Regions from separate parts of the Homo sapiens genome. Here region 2 is linked to region 1. A link is an interaction called in ENCODE POLR2A ChIA-PET data of the cell type or tissue named here. Cell type or tissue: OCI-LY7. All regions are shown on one strand. Each heading gives the region's core, and the rest is flanking DNA. Links, peaks and the distances in the headings are about the cores only.

Region 1 (7,485 bases), core at 3,228-5,727:
TAGGCTGTGGGCTCTATGGTCTGTGATGAAACTATTCAACTCTAAGGAGCAGTCATAGACAAAATGTAAATAAATGGGCATGGCTGTGTTCCAATACAACTTTATATAAAAACAGGAGGCAGAACCAAAGACTGGTATCAGCCCAGATATGCTTCAACAAGTAAATAGTTAAACTGGTACATCTGTATCATGGAATACTACTCAGCAATAAAGAGAAATGAATTGTTGGTTCGTGCGACGGTTAGAAAGAATCTCCAGAAAATTATGCTGAGGGGGAAATAAAATCCCCTAAAATTACATACTGTATGGGGATTGGGTATGGTTCCAGTTGTGTAACTTTTTGTGTGGGGAGCAGGGGGGCAGGGGCACAGAGTCTTGCTCTGTTGCCCAGGCTGGAGTGCAGTGGTGTGATCTCAGCCCACTGCAACTTCTGCCTCCCAGGTTCAAGTGATTCTCCTGCATCAGCCTCCCGAGTAGCTGGGATTGCAGGTACCTGCCACCACACCCGGCTAATTTCAGTAGAGACGGGGTTTCACCATGTTGACCAGGCTGGTCTCAAACTCCTGACCTCAGGTGATCCGCCCACCTCGGCCTCCCAAAGTGCTGGGATTACAGGCGTAAGCCACCACATCCAGCTTGTAACATTTTTGAAATGACATTTTAGAACTGGAGGACAGATTAGCAGTTGCCAGGGGGTTAAGGATGAGGGCTGGGAGTGCAGTCTGTGGGACAGAGGTGTGGGTGAGGTTATACAAAGGCACAATGAGGGTCCCTGTGGTCTTGAAACTGTTCAGTATCTGGACTGCGGTGGTGGACACACAAGACGTGATAAAATTTTATAGAACTTAATACACACACAAATGAGTACAGCTAAAAAGGGAAATCTGGTCCGGTGAGGTGGCTCATGCCTGTAATCCCAGCACTTTGGGAGGCTGAGATGGGCAGATCACCTGAGGCCAGGAGTTCAAGACCAGCCTAGCCAACATGGCAAAACCCCATCTCTACAAATAAGAGAAATCTGAATAAGATTGGTGGGTCATATGAATATCAACATCCCGAATGTGATATTATACTATGCTTTTGCATAGTTGGAGGAAAATGGACAAAATGTAAAAGAGATCTCTGTATTATTTTTTACAAGTGCGTGTGAATCTGCAATTATCAAAATTATTTACTTCTCATTTTAATTTGTAGAGATAGGATCTCCCTGAGTTGCCCAGGCTGGTCTCAAACTCCCAGCCTCAAGCAATCCTCCCATCTCAGCCTCCCAAGTGTGGGGATTACAGGTGTAAGCCACCATGCTTGGTCCAAAATTTTTTCAATTCAAAAAAAAAAGAAAACTAGTGGTGGGGCTGGATTTGGCCTGTGAGTTGGCCCGCCGCCTGTTAGCAGTCCCTGATCACGGACTTCATGCCTGGCAAATGCTGAGTACCATATAAGTAGGATGACCGGCTCCTTCTGGTTTGTCCAGGACTTTCCAGGTTTGCAGTGTTAAAATCAGGAAAGTCCTAGTCAATCGGGTTGAGTTGGATGCCTGATTATACACTTTTTTTTTTTTTGAGATGGAGTCCCCCTTTGTCGCCCAGGCTGGAATGCAGTGGTGCAATCTCAGCTCACTGCAACCTCTGCCTCCTGGGTTCAAGCAGTTCTCCTGCCTCAGCCTCCTGAGTAGATGGGATTACAGGCATGCGCCATCATGTCCAGCTAATTTTTGTATTTTTGGCAAAGACAGGGTTTCGCCATGTTGGCCAGGCTGGTCTGGAACTCCTGACCTCAGGTGATCTGCCCACCTCAGGCTCCCAAAGTGTTGGGATTACAGGCATGAGCCACCTTGCCCAGCCTTTTTTAAAATAGATTTTTTAAAAGACAGGGCCTTGCTATGTTGTCCAGGCTGGATTACAGTGGCTTTTCACAGGTGCAATGATAGCACACTGCGGCTACCATTCACTGCTGACCTTGAAACTGCCTCTGCCAAATTATGACAGTAAGATAAATTTTACATAGTTGACTCCATCTTGCTTCTGACCTCCAAACTCCTTGGTCATTCCTGGGCATAGGCCAAGCTAACTTTGGGAGGAATTTAGTTTATGGTTTTATCTTAAAGCAAAGATAATAATAGCCCTCCCCAAAACCAAACCAGCTTTGTAAAACTAATGAAAGGCCACAAGGTTAGCAGGATGAGAGGGGACTGAATTCTGATAAAATAGGCACAGTTTCTATAATCCTTTACTGCTCGGGAGTCATGTGGCCAGAGGTCACAAGATTTGTAACTTTCCCAATTGCTTCTATAGATAACATCACCTATAGAACCTAAGGTGGTTGTTGTTTTTTCTTTTTTGAGACGGAGTCTCGCTCTGTCGCCCAGGCTGGAATGCAGTGACATGATCTTGGCTCACTGCAAGCTCTGCCTCCTGGGTTCACACCATTCTCCTGCCTCAGCGTCCCTAGTAGCTGGGACTACAGGTGCCTGCCACCATGCCAGGCTAATTTTTTGTATTTTTAGTAGAGATGGGGTTTCACCATGTTAGCCAGGATGGTCTCGATCTCCTGACCTCATGATCTACCTGCCTTGGCCTCCCAAAGTGCTGGGATTACAGGCGTGAGCCACCACACCTGGCCCATACATGCGTTTTGTTTGTTTGTCTGTCTGAAATGGAGTCTCGCTCTGTTGTCCAGGCTGGAGTGCAGTGGCGCGATCTCAGCTCACTGCACTACAAGCTCCACCTCCCGGGTTCAAGCGATTCTCCTGCCTCAGCCTCCCCGGGTAGCTGGGACTACAGGCACCTGCTACCATACCCGGCTAATTTTTTGTATTTTTAGTGGAGACGGGGTTTCACCGTGTTAGCCAGGATGGTCTTGATCTCCTGACCTTGTGATCCGCCCACCTCGGCCTCCCAAAGTGCTGGGATTATAAGCGTTAGCCACTGCGCCCGGCCCATACAAGCATTTTAAATAATCTGAATGAGTTGTCAGTATTTGAATACTGGTAGATTTCACATAAAGATCTGAATTTCTGTCAATTTCTGGCTTCTTTTGAAATATGTATATAAAAGTATGGGAAAAGAGGGTCTACTTTCCTGATGGCTGATCTGAGGATCTGGAAAGGAGCATGGGCTCTCCAGTTTACCACGGTACCCACTATTCCCTGATGCCTTCCAGACACTGAGGCCAGTGAAGATTACAGGTTATCTTTCTCAAGCCAGCTCTATTCAGTGCATCTTAGGTTCCTGTTATGCATTTCAGTTTGTTACTCCTGTCCAGAAATTAAACTCCATCTGAGTAGACATTATTTCTGTTTTGGTTTCCATTATGCCCAGCATAGTACCATAGGATGCACTTAATAAAATTGAGAAAGAAAGAAAAGAAGACCGGGCATGGTGGCTCATGCCTATAATCCCAGCACTTTGGGAGGCCGAGGCGGGCAGATCACGAGGTAGAGATCAAGACCATCCTGGCCAACGTGGTGAAACCCCGTCTCTACAAAATACAAAATATACAAAAAATACAAAAATACAAAAATTAGCTGGGCATGGTGGCGCACGCCTGTAGTCCCAGCTGCTTGGGAGGCTGAGGCAGGAGAATCACTTGAACCCTGGGGCAGGGGCGGAGGTTGCAGTGAGCTGAGATCACGCCACTGCACTCCAGCCTGGCGACAGAGCGAGACTCCGTCTTAAAAAAAGAAAGAAAAGAAAGAAAAGAAGGAAAAAAAGGAAGGAAGGAAGGAAGGAAGGAAGGAAGGGAGGGAGGGAGGGAGGGAGGGAGGGGGAAAGAGGGAAAGCCCTCCCTCCCTCTGTTGTTTTCTCTGTCTGTTGCTCTGTTATTTGATCAGAGCAACCCAAAAGGACTAGTATGGGTTTCCTTATCTTCCATCTCCAGACATAGGAGACAGAACAAGAATATTTGCAAGGGAAAAAAAAAGGTCAGATAATAGGGTTGAAATAAGAAGAAAGAAAAAGAAACAAAAATGACCCCATTACCTGGGCATGCTTGCACGTGCCTGTAGTCTCAGCTACTCAGGAGGCTGAGGCAGGAGGATCACTTGAGCCCAGGAGTTCCAGGCTGCAGTGAGCCATGACTGCACCACTGCACTCCAGTTTGAGTGACAGAGTGAGACCCTGTGTCAAAGAAAAAAACGACCCCATTATTCAGATCTAGCAGCATGCTGCTATTTACCAGATTTAGCAGCCATGCTATTAAATAAAGATGTTTTTAATTAACAAAACATGCCTTTTCTTTATCAGTTTTCACTTTTCACTGAGTAATGCAAAAGAGGCATGTGTTTTGGGGGGGTGGGGAGGCACTGATGCAAATTGGGGTAGCGAAAAACATGCTTGAACTTGCCCCCTCTGGGTTTAGTCGGCACTCTCTATGCCCTGTCAAACCCTTCTGGAATGAACGTTTGATGTTCCGGGGGTAAATCTAAAATAACTCCAAGGTGACATGTGCTGCAGACCCTTGAGATTATGTGTTTGTAATCGTATGAGATAAAAAAAGAGGAAGCAGAAACACGCACATATATACACACGCAACCTTTCTACAGCTGGGCGCGGTTTCTATCAGCCTGGTCAACAAAGCCAAGCTTTCTGTAAAGAAACAAGCTGGGATCTTTCAAGGCCTTGGGTTCCGGGTGCCACTCTAAGGTCCTGCCTGTGCAGTTGACTTTTACACATCTGTTTTGCGAGACTTCAAAACCTCGATGTTCTGGCCACTTGGTTCTTGCAGCTGGCAGTTGGCACATTTAAGGCCTCTCCCCAAATGAAGGCCTTTGAAAATATATTTGAAAAATGTAGCCCCCACCAAATTTAAAAAGGCTATGAATAAAGACCGTTTGAACCTTGAAGCTCCACCTGAAGGCAGCAGTCCTTGGAAAGATTTCCTCAAGCTGGACATGGTGGCTCATACCTGTAACCCCAGCACTTTGGGAGGCCAAGGCGGGAGGATCATTTGAGCCCAGAAGTTCAAGACCAGCCTGGGCAACATGGCAAAATCCTGGCTCTACAAAAAATGCACAAAAATAGGCCAGACGCAGTGGCTCACACCTGTAATCCCAGCACTTTGGGAGGCTGAGGTGGGCAGATCACAAGGTCAGGAGTTTGAGACCAGCCTGGCCAACATAGTGAAACCCCATCTCTACTAAAAATACAAACATTAGCTGGGTGTGGTGGCACGTGCCTGTAGTCCCAGCTATTTGGGAGGCTGAGGCAGGAGAATTGCTTGAACTTGGGAGGCGGAGGTTGCAGTGAGCCGAGACCGAGCCATTGCACTCTAGCCTGGGTGACAGAGTGAGACTCCATCTCAAAAAAAAAAAAAAAACCCCACAAAAATCAATTAGCTGGGTAGCTGGGTGTGCGCCCATGGTCCCAGCTACTTGAGAGGCTGAGGCAGGAGGATCACCTGAGGCCGGGAAGTTGAGGCTGCAGTGAGCCGTGATTCCATCACTCAATGCCAGCCTGGGTGACAGTGAGACCCTGCCTCAATCAATCAATCAAAGAAAATATTCCTCCAGCACCAGTTTTCATGCAAGGGAATTTTTGTTCAGTTTGGTTCAGCCAAATAAAGTCCAGGATAGAACCTGGGTCTATCAGAGTTCCCCAAATTTCAGTGACTCATGTAACGCCTTTGAGATTTTTGCCATCGCCACAAATCACCTTTTTTTTTTTTTGAGACAGCGTCTCGCTCTGTCACCCAGGCTGGAATGCAGTGGTGCAGCTGTTACAGTAGGTAGCTAGTCAGACATGAACAGAGCAAGAGAGAGTTCCCCCACAACACACACACACCAGGAATGTCAGGTGACCAGAGGTGACCATCAGGTGATGCTCAGGCGGTTGTTAACTATCTCTCTAAAATAATGATTGGTCTCAGCCGACTCCAGGGAAAGGCAGTCTCCCAATAAGCAGAAAAAAAACAACAACCTGAAACTGGTGATCAGCAGCTTCCCAGTAAGATCTCAGGACTGGGTAAATGGGCTCAAGCATGGGAATTAAGAGGCAAAATGGCAAAGTTTAACTGATGACCGTCTAGGGACATTCAACTGGTAAGGGAAGAATGCCTCAAGTGAGCACGTACACAACTCCAATAAACACATTGCACGTGCAGACAGCCCATCCCCAGTGAAAAATCACGGGAGAAGGAACTCAAGACCCCGGAAGTATGTCAGCATATGAAACACAAATCACAGGTAAAACAGAGCGCTTGATTTCTCAAGTCGCCCGCCTGACCCTCTTCCAACATAGAAAGGCCCTGTTTCTACAAAAAATTTAAAAAATTAGTTAGACGTGGTGGTGCACACCACTAATCTCAGCTACTTGGGAAGCTGAGGTGGGAGGATCACTTGAACCCAGAGTTTGAGGCCACAGTGAGCTATGTATTCCAGCCTGGGCAACAGAGCAAAAGACCTATCTCAAAAAAAAAAAAAAAAAAAAAAAAAAGAAATGGTTTGACCAGTTAGAATTTTTCATTCCTTCTGGGTACAGTGATTGGTTCAAGAATGGGGTTGTGATCCAAGCCAAGTCTTTGAGGCTCAGTTCTTAAACTTTTGTTGCAACAGTTGCCTAAAAGATTCCTCTGGAATTGCTAACTTGGTAGGAAGTAAGTCTGTAGTTGCTGGAGCCACCACTCGGTAAGATTCTGCCTGAGAATAAAGCGGAGATGAGCAATAAAAACAGAGACCAAATAATTATGACCTTGTTGCTCAGATCCAGCCATGCCTGAAGCTGGGAAACTCTGAACTTTTGAGTTGTGCCAGCCAATACATTTCTCCCTAACATCTTTTTTCTTTTTGGTTTTTTGTTACTTGCAATTGACTGATAAATATACCACCACAAATGGCAGGATACATAGCAGACATTATTGTTGGCCTACTCAAAAACTTTTCTTCCTTTTTAAATGAGAATTCTGGTTGGGACCAGATGTCCACCCCTCTCCTGCTGGCCATGTGCTTCCAGGGAGATGGATCCCAGTCCCAACCCCAGCCTGAGGAATACATATGAACCAATCACGGTGATCCAGACCACTTGTCAGTGGTTGGTTTAGGCTTATCACGTGATGCCCTCTAGCCAATAAGACAAGAAAAAAACTCCGCTGCACGCTGGGAAAGGTTTTTCTCATTAACAGAAACGTGTTGTTATGACTTGAATGTCTGAAATTGTGGGCATTATCGTGGCATCACGAGTGAGAATATCTAACACACTAAGAGAGGCAGAGAAAGAATTTAGGTTCTGACAATATTTGAGCCCCTGAGAACTATCTATACCTATGGATCCTTGACAACTTGAAAGAGTTGCTCTCTTGGTGGCAAAGTTACTGTAGTAACTGAAGCCTCCCAAACCGACACCACCACACAGGAGAAAAGCATATGCTCAGGGCTTTCTCTTGAAAGGGAAGAAACTGCTTCCCTTCCGGAGTCCCAGATAAAACCTTGGATCTCATTGCCTCTCACTCAGTGATGTGTTCATCTGCGAACCCTAACAAGAAGACCAGGGAGGC
Region 2 (7,485 bases), core at 3,144-5,643, 540 kb before region 1:
GATGCAATTTAACAGGAATAGGGAGAAAAGGGCTCCTTGAGGAGGCAAACTTTGCACATGGATCTTAGGGAGTAAATGATACAGTCATGCAAATATCTGGAGAAAAAGTCCATGCAAAGTATAAAATAAATAAAAACAGTGCCAGGTTGGAAAGGGAGGGAGTCTGGAGTCAGTGGCAAATATTCAAATATTCCCCTCTTGATGTCTCAGCAGACAATGAGGGACACATTCTACATGGTTTCTGAGAGGGTCTCCAGTGGATTGAGCCTAGTTGTCCACCTGTGTACCCAGTTGTCTATTGGTGCATAGCCAACCACCTCAAAACTTTGTGACATAAAACAAGAACCAGTTTATTCTGCTCGTTGACTCTGTGAGTCAGAAAATCAGATAAGACATAGCCCTAATGTGTGTGAGGCCTCTGCTGGAAAGAGTTGAAATACTGCCAGCAACTCAAATCACTAGAGGCTTGAATCATGACAGAATTCTTCAATCACTTGTGTAATGTCTGCCTGCAATGGCTCACAGATTAGCCTTGGCTAGGACTCCCCAGCAGAGGGCCTAAATGTAGCCTCCTCACGTGGCTTGGGCTTCCTCCCAGCATGGCAGACTTCAGGCATGGTAGCTCAGGATTCCAAGAGCAAGTGTTTTAGCAAATAAGATGGAAGCTAAATGATCTTTTATGACCAAGCCTTGGAAAATCACATAGCATAACTTTTGCTAGCCGGAAGAGTCACAGGAAAGGAGAGGGGGCATAGAGCCCACCTCTAGATTGGAGGAGCATCAAACATCTGCAGCCATATTTTAAAACTGCCACACAGTAACTAACTCAAAATGCATCCTTGTATTAGCTTCTTCTCTTTCTCTATTTCACTATTCCCAGTCCTTCCATTCCAGTTCCTGGGATTGCTTCCATAATCTATCTGAACCCAAGCCCTTGACTCAGGCTCTGCTTGTGGGAGAACCCAAGCAAAGACACTCCCCATAGCTTCAACCTGAAACAATTTGGGGACCTTCCAGGTTTGCAAGATGTGGTTTGGTTTAGGCATAAATGAGTTCTAAGTTGAGTTCACTTCGATTGGAATTTCTAATGGTCATTGGAGCAAAGGAAAACACCCCAAAATCTGACATAGTCACACACTCTTTCTTTCATAGGACTACTTGGGTTTTCCAGTTTTATTTCTCTCCCCCTTAGCAGCTGCTTACTTTTACTGGACAGAATAATTCATGGGAGAGCTTTATAATAACCTTTAAATTCTCTACTTTATGAAGAGAAAGAACAATAATAAATGCATGAATATTAACACAGGTGAATGTTTCCCCTCTCTTTTGATTTGGCTTCATAAACCCTGTGACATGGCAGGATTTGGATCAACTCAAATTGTATCAAATCTAAGTGGTCTCACTTTTTAAAAGTCCTCTGAGAATTCACATATATTTTCTCTACAGGTGATTCATTTTTCTCCCATCCACTTTGAACATATAAAATTCAGAATATATCAAGCATAGCATCGATTTATTTCAAAATTCACCATTAACTAGGACCATTTTTAGACCCTGTGTTCTTGCCCTTCCCTAAAAGTAGCCTGCAGCATTTTCATAATAAAAAGCAGTTAGCATGCTTAAAATCTTGAATGAATTAGAAATTATTTCCAAGAAATCCATGGTCGATTTATAGGCAATAAGCTTTTTTTTTTTTTCATTTGAGGTGTGCTTTACAAAAGCATTTTCCTACCTCCTTCAACTCTGGGTGACGGCTGTTGATTCCGATTGTGGCTGAAACCATGATGATGAAGATAATAATGATGCTGCTGATGGCAGAGGTGGTGATGGTGATGATGAAGTTGATGCTGCTGCTGATGGTGGAGGTGATAATAAAGTTGAGGGTGATATTGATGATGGTGGCTGTGTTGGTAGTGATGGTGAAGGGGATGGTGATATTGATGGTGATTGTGGTAATGATGAAAGTGAGGGTGATATGATGGTGATTTGTGGTGGTGGTGATGATGAAGGTGGTATTGATGGTGGTTGTGGTGGTGGTGATGATGAAAGTGATGGTGATATGGTTGATGGTGGTTGTGGTGATGATGAAGGTGATGGTGATATTGACGATGGTTATGGTGGTGGTGATGATGAAAGTGATTGTGAGATGGTGGTTGTGGTGATGAAGGTGATGGTGATGATGAAGGTAATGGTGATATTGATGGTGGTTGTGGTGCTGGTGGTGATGATGAAAGTGATAGTGATATTGATGATGATGGTGGTGGTGATGAAGGTGATGGTGATATTGATGGTGGTTGTGGTGGTGGTGATGATGAAGGTGATGGTGATATTGATGGTGGTTGTAGTGGTGGTAATGAAGGTGATGGTGATATTGAGAATGGTGGTTGTGGAGGTAGTTACGTGAAGGTGATGGTGATATTAATGATGGTGGTTGTAATGGTGATGACGATGAAAGTCATGGTGATATTGATGAAGGTGGTGGTGCTGGCTTCTCACGTGGGAAACACTGATTGAAGATAAAAAGTATTAGCTGTGGATAGTTCATTGAAAAATACAAAATATTCCTTTCACATTCCTGGTGCATCTGGTTACACTTTTAACCTCATTGAAGTATTCACAGGTAATCACGAAAGATCCCAATTTGAGAACCTTAACCACAGAAACACCTGAACCCAGATGAGTCCTTCCAGACAACAGTGCAGGTCACGTCACTGGGTCAGGGTTTCCTTGGATGGGATTGAAGAGGTGGTTACCATGCAGATCTCTAGGAGAATGCATTGCTTCAGCTCAAGAGGAAGCATTAGGGATTCCTCAGTTGGGTCAACTGTGGAGTAACTTAGGAAAAGAAGTCCCTGTTTGAAGACACCATATAAACGAATCTCTCTCTTGAAAAAATGAGACTTTGATATGGTTTGGGTTTATGTCCCCACCCAAATTTCAAGTCAAATTGTAATCCCCATTGTTGGAGGTGGGGCCTGGTAGGAGGTGATTGGAACCTGGGGGCAGACTTCCCCTTTTGGTGTTTTTGTGATAGAGCTCTTGTGAGATCTGATTGTTTAAAAGTGTGTAGCACCTCCTCCCCACCTTCCTCCTTCTCTGGACATGTAAGACGTGCCTGCTTCCCCTTTGCCTTCCACCATGATTGAAAGTTTCCTGAGGCCTCCCCAGCAGCCGAGCAGATACCAGCATCATGCTTCCTGTACAGCCTACAGAACAGTGAGCACATTGAACCTCTTTTCTTTATAAATTACCCAGTCTCAGGTAATTTGCTTTTTATAGCAATGCAAGAGCAGACTAATACAGCCTTTCTTTATCTGCCCTCAGTGGAAACTGACTAAGGAACACATCACATCACATCACATCACATCACATCACATCACATCACAAGCAGATGTCAACCTTCACAAAAGCATCTCAGGCTACACTCATCTGGTGAAGAATTTTCCTCGCCATTTGTGAGAAGGACCACAGGACCTCCTGCACCATCATGCTTTCATCTAAAGCAGACCAGCCAGGTTCATAAGTCATCTGCACAAGCCTGGCCAGTGTACAGTGACCTGCTTCAATGCGGATGACCACAAGGAAGACGTACATGAAGAGTCAGCTCACCTGGGAGCCACCAAACCCCATTTTCCTTTTCTTTTCTTCCAAAATAAATGAGTAACTCATGCAGCAGTTTCACTCATTATCAAAGGCAAGAAAGAGACAGGGATAGAAGTGAATACATTAATCAAACTCAGCTCACAGACCTACTCCCTTCTTCAGTTAGAGCCTGTAATTTGGGTGCTGTGATTTTTGAAGTCAGTGAAATGCTAAATAGAAGCATGTCAGCTGGTATCAAATAGATCCTCAAAATAACATTGCTGGGAATGGATCCTTTGATAAAATACTCCTTAAAAGTTTCAAGATACATTTTTTTTACAAAAAGAAATTGGCAGAATTTTCTTCTAGTTTCCAGCTTTACAAGGATGATTTTCATTCCAAAATGTTTTTAAGCTTGCAAAATATCTTACTTCTTTCACTCCCCCTATACTGAGTTGTCTCTTTTGCATTTCGCAGTTAATTTTAAATCTGAGATGGATGACTTCTTTGGTGCTGAGTCACTGGAACAGAAATGGCCTAATTTTCTATTGCATGTGAGCAAAATGGGGCGTCTGAGGCTTGTATATGGGCAACATGAAATATCCCTTAAGAGACTGAAAACTACAAACTCTGCTAGCCAAAAGAATCTCTGATGTTCTCCAAGCATGGTTTTTCTCTTGTAGGTTTTTCCTGGCAATAAAAAGGGAGGGTTTTTTTAAATTAAATACTTAATACAAAAGCTAAGTATTTTTATCTTCCCAGCTAGACCATATGTGCTATGAATTTAGCATCTGATTTTTAACTGTCCTAGTGCCATTCACTATCCTTTGAATCTGAGAACAAGTCCTTGGTAAATTCTTACTGACAGCTTGATTAATACCTCTGAGAATCAGGAGATGACAGATTTGGGTGTGAACTGGGATCATTGAAAAAGAAGGAAAAGCCTTGCTTTCATTAAAAACAAAGTAGCTGTTATGGACCAGATTGGATTCCCCTCCAAATTCATATGTGAAGTCCTAACCCCCAGGACCTCAGAATGATGTATTTGGAGACAGGGTCTTCAAAGAGGTAATTAAGGTTAAGTGAGGTCATTTGTGCCAGCCCCAAATCCAACAGGACTAGTAATATGGTTTGGATCTTGCCCAAATTTCATGTTGAATTGTAGTCCCCAGTGTTGGAGGTGGGACTTGGTGGGAGGTGATTGGATTATGGAGGTGTTTCTCATGAATGGTTTAGCGCCATCCCTGAGGTGCTGTTGTTGTGATAGTGAGCGAGTTCTTGTGAGATCTTGTCATTTAAAAGTGTGTAGCGCCTGCCTCTTCTCTCTTGCTCCTGCTCCCACGTGAGGTGCCTGTTCTCCCTCTGCCTCCCACCATGACTGGAAGCTTCCTGAGGCCTCCCCAGAAGCCCAGCAGATGCCAGCATCATGCTTCCTGTACAGCCTGCAGAACCGTGAGCCAATTAAACCTCTTTTCTTTATAAATTACCCAGTCTTGGGTATTTCTTTACAGCAATGTGAGAACAGACTAATACAACCAGCATCTCAAAGAAGAGAGGACACAGACACGTGCAGAGGATGTAGGGAGCAGATGACCATCTCCAAGCCAAGGAGAAAGGCTTCGGAAGAAATCAACCCTTCTACCCTCCAGAATGCCGAGGAAATACATTTCTTGTGTTTAAACCACCCAGTCTTTGGTAATTTGTTACGGCAACCCTTGAAAATGAACACAACCACTATCTTCCCTTTCGCTGTGGTTCCATTCTCTGAGAACTGATATTGCTTATTCACATGCAATCCGCGAGTGAAATATGACATGTTTTTACATCAAAGTCAAGGATGAGAGACATTTGAACTTGAGCTTAAATGTTCAATTTGTACCTGGCCAGATAGAGTGTCTGTAAAATGCATTGTCCCCAAACAGTTTCAAATGATTTATAATCCCAACGTGAAAAAAGGAAGTGGCCTTCTTACATTAGTATTTGAAATACTTTCCAACTCCCACCAAAAAAGTAACAGGCAGTTAGATCATATCTCAAAAACTAATCTGAGCAGAAATGTCAAGCCCTGAACCGGCCAGCCTCTCTATTAGGAAGCAGATCTGGAGAGACAAGTGCTTGCCACCTGCTTCTCTCATATTACCTAAACTTTGTAATAAGAGTATGGAACTTCGAAAAAAAATAATGCATTAAAATGAGAAAACATAGAATAACCCATACTGAGTTCATGCTGAGCACGGAGCCCACTCATTGCCCCTCAGTCATTGCTTCCCTCCCTCCACTTCAATGGTCACAAACCTTCAGCTCTCCTTAAAGCTCTTCCTCTCTGCCGGCTTTTCCAGATCTCCAAAGCTCCCTCTCCTCCCCTGGCTGGCACCCTGTGCTCCCAAAGCCTGGACTGGGCCTGGAAGGGACCTTCTCCTCTGTTCTCCTCCACTTTCCCCCTGCAGCCTGGGGCAAAAGTGTCGGGAGAAGGTACAGATGCCTCAGCTTGTTGTTCCCCAACTCCTTCCCCAGTACTTGGATCCCTTCTCTGCCTGGGGCTCCCTGTTCCAGAACTGGCCCCTGAGAATCGCATCTCCGGGGCTCCCTGCCCTCTGGCGTCCAGTTATGTTCAGCCAAGGGGACTCTTCCCTGGAGGTCAAAGGCAGGAGGGGAAAGGTCAGAGTGCCTCTTCCCTACTCTCCCTGTGGTGTGACCTTCCCTGCAGGGCTCTCCCTGGGCTACTCATGCACTCTCCTCCACCCACCCCTCCAGCCCTGGGCTCTGGGCAGCTCCATCTCTTGCTGGTCCCCAGGTGCTTTCATCATTTAGCAGTTCCCTTAATTCTGCCACAAACCCCTGCAGCGCATGCCTCTGTTTCCCATTGGGGCTGGGTCTGAAAAAAACTGCTAGACCAAGGCCAGGCACGTGACTCATGCCTATAATCTCAGCACTTTGGGAGGCCGAGGAGGGCGAATCACTTGAGGTCAGGAGTTTGACAACAGCCTGGCCAACATGGCGAAACCCTGTCTCTACTAAAAATACAAAATTAGCCAGGGCTGGTGGTGCACGAGTGTAATCCCAGCTACTTGGGAGGCTGAGGCACGGAATCACTTGAACCTGAGAGGCAGAGTTTGCACCGAGCTGAGATCAAGCCACTGCACAAACCAGAGCCCAGGAAACAATCAGGAACTGAGTCCCTGACCCAAAGGGGGCTCAGCAGAGAGGAACCGGAGTCTGCAGCCCTGGGTGCCACAACTCTGGTTCCTGCCACAGAAACCAACGATGCCACACATGGCCACCCCCCATCCCCAGTCCTGCGCCTCATTGGCCCTGTGCACACAATGCCACGGGGTGCCCCAAACCACAACCTTCCCTGGGGCTCGGCTTCTGCAGCTGAGCCAGGCTAAGAGCAGCAGGGAGGGGTACAGGCTCTCCTTGGAACCCTGACTCGGCCCCTTCCAAGCTGTGTGACTGTGGGGAGGTTATTTGCCCTCTCTGGTCTCAGTCTCCTACCCTTTAAAATGGGTGGCATGATGGCCCTGCCTCATCGGGTGGGAGGGGCTTCAGTGAGATACTGCATACACAGTGTTCAGATCCAGACCTGCACAGGACGGGCTCAGTAAACCCAAGCTCTGGGGATTTCCCTGTGCCTGGGACGACCTGCCTGGCTTGCCTTCTGCAGCCCAGGCCTCTCTGTAGACTGTGGACACTGCATAGATTTCTTCCACGCATACATATTCTCCTCAACCCCCGCTCCAGCCCACATTCCTCCCTTTAAGGAAATTCTATGTCCTGCGGTCAGTGTCTACACCCCTGCCTCACCACCACTCACCCCGGCACTCCCACTGGGCTTCCCAGCCCTGCTCCCCAAAGCCTCTCCTATGGAGCTCCCTGTGCTCCCCCTAAGGACCCGCCCAGTCC

The links. ChIA-PET counts read pairs that join two places held together with the same protein. Peaks named below come from ENCODE experiments on the same cell type or tissue, not always from the same donor. Only the 100,000 strongest peaks of a DNase experiment are listed, where the experiment ranks them.
Region 2: POLR2A ChIA-PET joins it to region 1 with 5 read pairs; 1 of 35 experiments calls an interaction of 5 or more read pairs at or near these places.

Annotation. Positions count from the first base shown.
Region 1 is chr20:47,465,508-47,472,992 of GRCh38, reverse strand. No RefSeq gene overlaps it. Among named protein-coding and RNA genes, the nearest start is that of NCOA3, 33 kb to the left of the region's middle. RefSeq lists an enhancer at 4,156-4,315. In OCI-LY7, for the core only: no CTCF peak of the experiment used is centred there; DNase peaks (open chromatin) are centred at 4,542 and 5,712; H3K4me3 peaks cover 1,290 bases; H3K27ac peaks cover 2,500 bases.
Region 2 is chr20:48,005,629-48,013,113 of GRCh38, reverse strand. LOC107985436 (a long non-coding RNA gene) reads right to left here. Exons shown (of 4, transcript XR_007067623.1): 2 at 1,733-2,506. Among named protein-coding and RNA genes, the nearest start is that of LINC01522, 19 kb to the right of the region's middle. RefSeq lists an enhancer at 6,624-7,124. In OCI-LY7, for the core only: no CTCF peak of the experiment used is centred there; no DNase peak of the experiment used is centred there; H3K27ac peaks cover 306 bases.